Linked DNA regions of Homo sapiens: region 1 is linked to region 2. The links are chromatin loops, found by intact Hi-C in ENCODE. Cell type or tissue: mammary epithelial cell. All regions are shown on one strand.

Evidence for each region. Peaks named below come from ENCODE experiments on the same cell type or tissue, not always from the same donor. Only the 100,000 strongest peaks of a DNase experiment are listed, where the experiment ranks them.
Region 1: a loop joins it to region 2, with 2.6 times the contacts of the local background. A loop is called at or near these places in 3 of 110 quality-filtered maps.

What each region holds. Positions count from the first base shown.
Region 1 is chr2:209,770,435-209,772,934 of GRCh38, forward strand. It overlaps UNC80 (unc-80 subunit of NALCN channel complex), which reads left to right and starts at 1,398. Exons shown (of 65, transcript NM_001371986.1): 1 at 1,398-1,730. The coding sequence starts at 1,639. In mammary epithelial cell, no CTCF peak of the experiment used is centred here; a DNase peak (open chromatin) is centred at 1,327; H3K4me3 peaks cover 704 bases; H3K27me3 peaks cover 223 bases.
Region 2 is chr2:209,935,163-209,937,662 of GRCh38, forward strand. UNC80 (unc-80 subunit of NALCN channel complex) reads left to right here. Exons shown (of 65, transcript NM_001371986.1): 40 at 552-646; 41 at 1,682-1,771; 42 at 2,367-2,468. Among named protein-coding and RNA genes, the nearest start is that of RPE, 66 kb to the right of the region's middle. In mammary epithelial cell, a CTCF peak has its summit at 1,296 (motif pointing right); no DNase peak of the experiment used is centred here.

The sequences.
Region 1 (2,500 bases), 160 kb before region 2:
GATCCATATTTTTGAGATTCATAATAAAAGATAACTTCAAGAAAGTAAATGAAGAATTTATTTCTATGGCAAAAAATATTGATATATACTATGCTGTTAATTATATATGAAATATTACATCTGTTGAGATTAGGACCTGGAGTCTGATTCTTCATTTCATGGATTACACCAATATCTTTGCTCTAAAAGATGAGGCCAGGCATGGTGGCTCATGCCTGTAATCCCAGAACTTTGAGAAGCCAAGGTGAAAGGATTGCTTGAGCCCAGGAGTTTGAGACTAGCCTGGGAAACATAGTGTGACCCCCATCTCTACAAAAATAAAAAATTAGCTGGGAGTAGTGGTGCACACCTGTAGTCCCAACTGTTGGGGAGACTGAGCTGAGAGGATCTCTTGAGCCTGGGAGGTCAAGGCTGCAGTGAGTCGTGATCACACGTCTGCACTCCAGCCTGGTTGAAGAGCGAGATTCCGTCAAAGAACAAGAAAGAAGAAAGAAGGAGAAGGAGGAGAAGAGGAGGAGGAGGAGAAGGGGGAGGAGGAGGAGGAAGAAGGAGAAGGAGGAGGGGGAGGAGGAGGAATTGCAGGTAGTTACTATTCCGATTGCTTCACCCCACCTCACCCCCCTCCCCGGCCTACTTGTTTTACTCCTAGATAATATATCTAACAGCAATCCAACTATAAAATATTAATATATGTAACATATAAGCATTTGACTATTACAACTGAAGGAAAATGGTAGCTATCACTGGGGGCGAACAGGATCACCCAAGTGCATTTAATGGACTGTAATAAACCACATTTCCTCACAGCATGATTCAAATGTTCTTCCTCAATTTGCAATTAACTGATATCCACAACTGGTTACTTTGGGAACTTTGTATTCCTGCTTTAGGAAAACAAACAAGGTTTATTTCTTGTGGTTATCATATAAAAATAACTTCTCATATCTAAGATCTTTCAAGCTTCCTCTCACTTGCCAACCTTGCCTCACCTTCCTGGTTTACACTTCTAATAATTTTCATGTGTTCCTCCGGCTAACCCCTGGACTCCTGATCTCCTTGCTGGAGGTGAGAATGATGCCAGGGTTAGCGACTGCTCTGCGGTTCCCCAAAGCTCCTCCTACCCAGACGGCGACAGTTTGGATGCTGAGGTTGGAAAGCAGGACAGGGGACACTCCTGAGTGCAGCTCGGAGCGGGGAAAGCCGAATTCCGGGGGCTGAAGAGGCCGCGCAGGGGACGAGCGCCTGCGATGCGGAGCGTGGACTTCTTGGGCCGTACCCCTGCGGCTCAAGCTGCCCCGGATTCGCTTCTCCGGCCGTGCAGCCCGGCGCGGGCCGCTGTCCACAGTGGGAGGTGCTGAAAGCAGGGAGCGGGTGCGGGGGCGGCGAGGCGGACCGCTGCTCCGAGCGCCCCCCTCCTCGCTCCGCGGCTCCTCCAGCCCTCCCCTCCTCCCGCAGCCATGTTCCACGCGCGGGGAGGGGTGGGGGGAGGGGAGAGGCACGGGGGATCAGGGCGGAGAGAGCCGGCTCTGCCTCGGGGAAGGAGGGGATGAGAGTTGGGAGCAGCGGGAGGAGGCGGCGGCGGCGGCTAGCGAGGAGACAGAGCTGGGTCCTGCAGTAGGACTCCCGGGAGCCACCATTATGGTGAAGAGGAAGAGCTCCGAGGGCCAGGAGCAGGACGGCGGCCGCGGCATCCCCCTGCCCATCCAGACCTTCCTGTGGCGGCAAACCAGGTGAGGGGCGCAGAGGGCGCACCGCGGGCCGCCCTGGGCTGGGGGCGCTCCTGGGGCCGCCCGGGTCGCCGCTGCCGCCGCCGCCGCTGAGGCCGCGCCACAGCCTGCAGCTCCCTCTCTGGGGCTGGAAAACAAGCCCTCTGCACCAGCTTAAAAACACGCATTAAAATATGTATATATATGTATATATTTCAGTGAAGTTTGACGACAAGCAGATTGGCAGTTGTCGCATAAATGTATACATTATTTTAGGGGGTGGGAGGGCAGAGAGCCTGGGAAGAGGGGGCGGGGAGCTAGATAATTATGACTGGTTGTGCTCCTGCGTCCAATTCCCCCTCCATCTCCTGCTGTAATTCTAGCCCAGTGACCTGTTGTTTTTCCAGCTCCTGTTTGGCGAATATCTGCTATGCCCACTTGTTAACCGTTTTGCTCAGATTAATCTCCCCAGTTAAATCTCCTGAGGATTTGTGATAAGGGACCTTCCCCCACAACCCCGGAAAGGCCTGACACCTATTCCAATAAACAGAAAAGGTTTTCTTTATTATTGTTATTTTAGAGATTTATCAGATAAGATATTAGATTCTGGAAATTATGACCCATAAGCCGTGTTCAATTTTCAGTTTTTATTATGACTGTACACGTAAGTAATGCACCACTTCTGACCACTGGCGATTTAAAATCTTAGAAGTCTTCAGATTAAGAGTGGATACCGAAAACCATCGAGATCCACTTCTCTTTCATATATGCAATTACACGTGTAAAAGAAAATG
Region 2 (2,500 bases):
GAAATGCTTGAGGTTTGAATTCTAACTCTTCCACTAAATAAATATGTCTCTTAAGTTATTCCATTTCTCTTTTTCCTCATTTGTAAGATAAAAAATCATAACACCCACATCATGGGGTGGCTATGAGATTTAAATACAATTATGCATGTAAAAGACAGGTAGAAGTATTGAGAACTTGGCCTAGCGCGGTGGCTCACTCCTGTAATCTCCGCACTTTGGGAGGCCGAGGCAGGTGGATTGCTTGAGGTCAGGAGTTTGAGACCAGCTTGGACAACATGGCGAAACCTCGTCTCTACTAAAAATAAAAATTTTTTAAAAGTATTGGGAACTCCATACCTATCACTTTTAATAAGTGAATATATTTAAAATATATGTATATTAATCTTAAATTTCCAGGTTAAAAATAAATAAAATATATATGTAACTATGAATTAAGAATTGTAATTAACAGTAAAAACATCAGCTTATTGATAATATTTTAATATTTTATGCTTTAAAATACAAATTTTCTATAGTAAAAGTCAGTTTGTTATTATTTTTATCATCTGTAGGTACTAAAACCTTGGTAGTTCATGGACAGAATGAGTGCGATATCCCAACCCAGTTACCAGTCCATGAAGACACTCAATTTGAAGCCCTGTTGAAGGTAGGAATGACTTTTAACAGAAACAATTTTTAAGGACAATGCTATGGCCACCTCACTGAAGATCCATTTTAGAATAAAATGGCATTTTTCTGTCTTTAAATGGATGTATGCATTTCTTTACTCTTCTAAAATCTGCCCCACTATTATTTCCTTATGCTATTTCCTTCCATAATTTTCCCCACTTCTACTGACTTTAGTCAGTAAACTTTTAGTAATCTGATTTTCAGGAACATAGTTCTGGGCCCAGATGTAAGTAGAAGAGACCTTTGGAAAAAAAATCAACTTTTCCAAACTCGTGCATCTTATTTCAGTAGAAAGGGACATTACTACTCCTTTTGTCCTCATTCAGACATCTCCAGAGAATTTCTAAGGCCCAACTTCAACAAATACTCCATTTTTATACTCACGATGAATGGTAGGATAGCAGGAAGGCAAACAGAGTATATTCAAACGCTGCCTTCACCACAACCAGTGTGACCTAAATCAAGTGATAAGACTTCTCTAGTCTCAGTTTCATTTTCAACAGTACTGAGATACTAGTTCAGGTTATACAAGTTATCTATGCCTAGTATATAGTATATAATGTGCACAGTGCATGATAGTTTATATTATTCTTAAGTGTTTCTCAAACATGCTTTCTTCCTGATGCTGAGACCAGTAGGTGCCACTGTTCCTCCACAGTCCATCACTCAGTCTGAATTATAATTGTACATCTTTGGGCACTATGAGATCAGATGGTCCATATCACATTATCAGTCTTTATCGTACCATTCTTTGGATAGCTCTGTGTGGGTATATATGCAGCCATGGTATGTGTGTATATATATGTGTATATATATATGTGTGTGTGTATGTGTATACACATATACACACACACATATCTAACGTATACAGTTTACATAAGACATCAATATATACAGATAATTCTCGTAAGAGGTTACCTTGTTTTTTCAAAATTTGTATCTGTCACCTTACTACCTAGCACATAATATCTTCCTGATAAACATTTATTAAAATTTGTTGCTATTGTTCTAGGAGTGTCTGGAGTTTTTTAATATCCCAGAATCCCAGTCAACACATTATTTTCTTATGGATAAACGATGGAACCTTATCCACTACAATAAGGTGAGACACCAGTAGTGACATCCCCGTTGAGTTGTGCCAAAGGCTTATCATGCCTACCTGAGGGTGGCTCACAGTCAGGGAGGCATCGCTGTTTAGAAGGTAATAGTATGGCCACCTGGGTCACACCATCTTACTATCAATGGGGCTTTTGACTGGCGACTTCACCTTTCTACCCTTTGGTTTTCTTGTGTGTAAAATGAAGGTAATGATAATGGTATCCATGCTAGAGCAGTTGTAATAGTTAAATGAGATAAGCTAGATAAGACACTTAGGTATTGATCATTATTACATGAAAAATTACGTTGCCCGTATAATACCTGTGTGTGTCTATTTGGAATTTGAATGCTGTTTTGCATCTCTTTTCTACCATGTTAAACAAGACCATGCTGATCTGATCTAATGAGCAGAAGGGCCTCAGGATGCTCGCTGACATCACTTTACAGTGATCTTCCAGAGTGTTGTTTAGTACATTGCCTTTAGCTGCTTTTCTCCTGGCATAGCATCCTAGTGCTTAGATCTTTGGGTAAAGAAGAAATGAGAAAAGATGTTTAATCTTTTGAACTCTTTTTTTTGTCTCTTTATGTAATCCACACAGACCTATGTTCGAGATATTTATCCTTTCCGGAGGTCAGTATCTCCCCAGCTGAATCTTGTACATATGCATCCAGAGAAGGGACAGGAGCTCATTCAGAAACAGGTGACAGACCACGTCAGTTTTATTCCATGGTT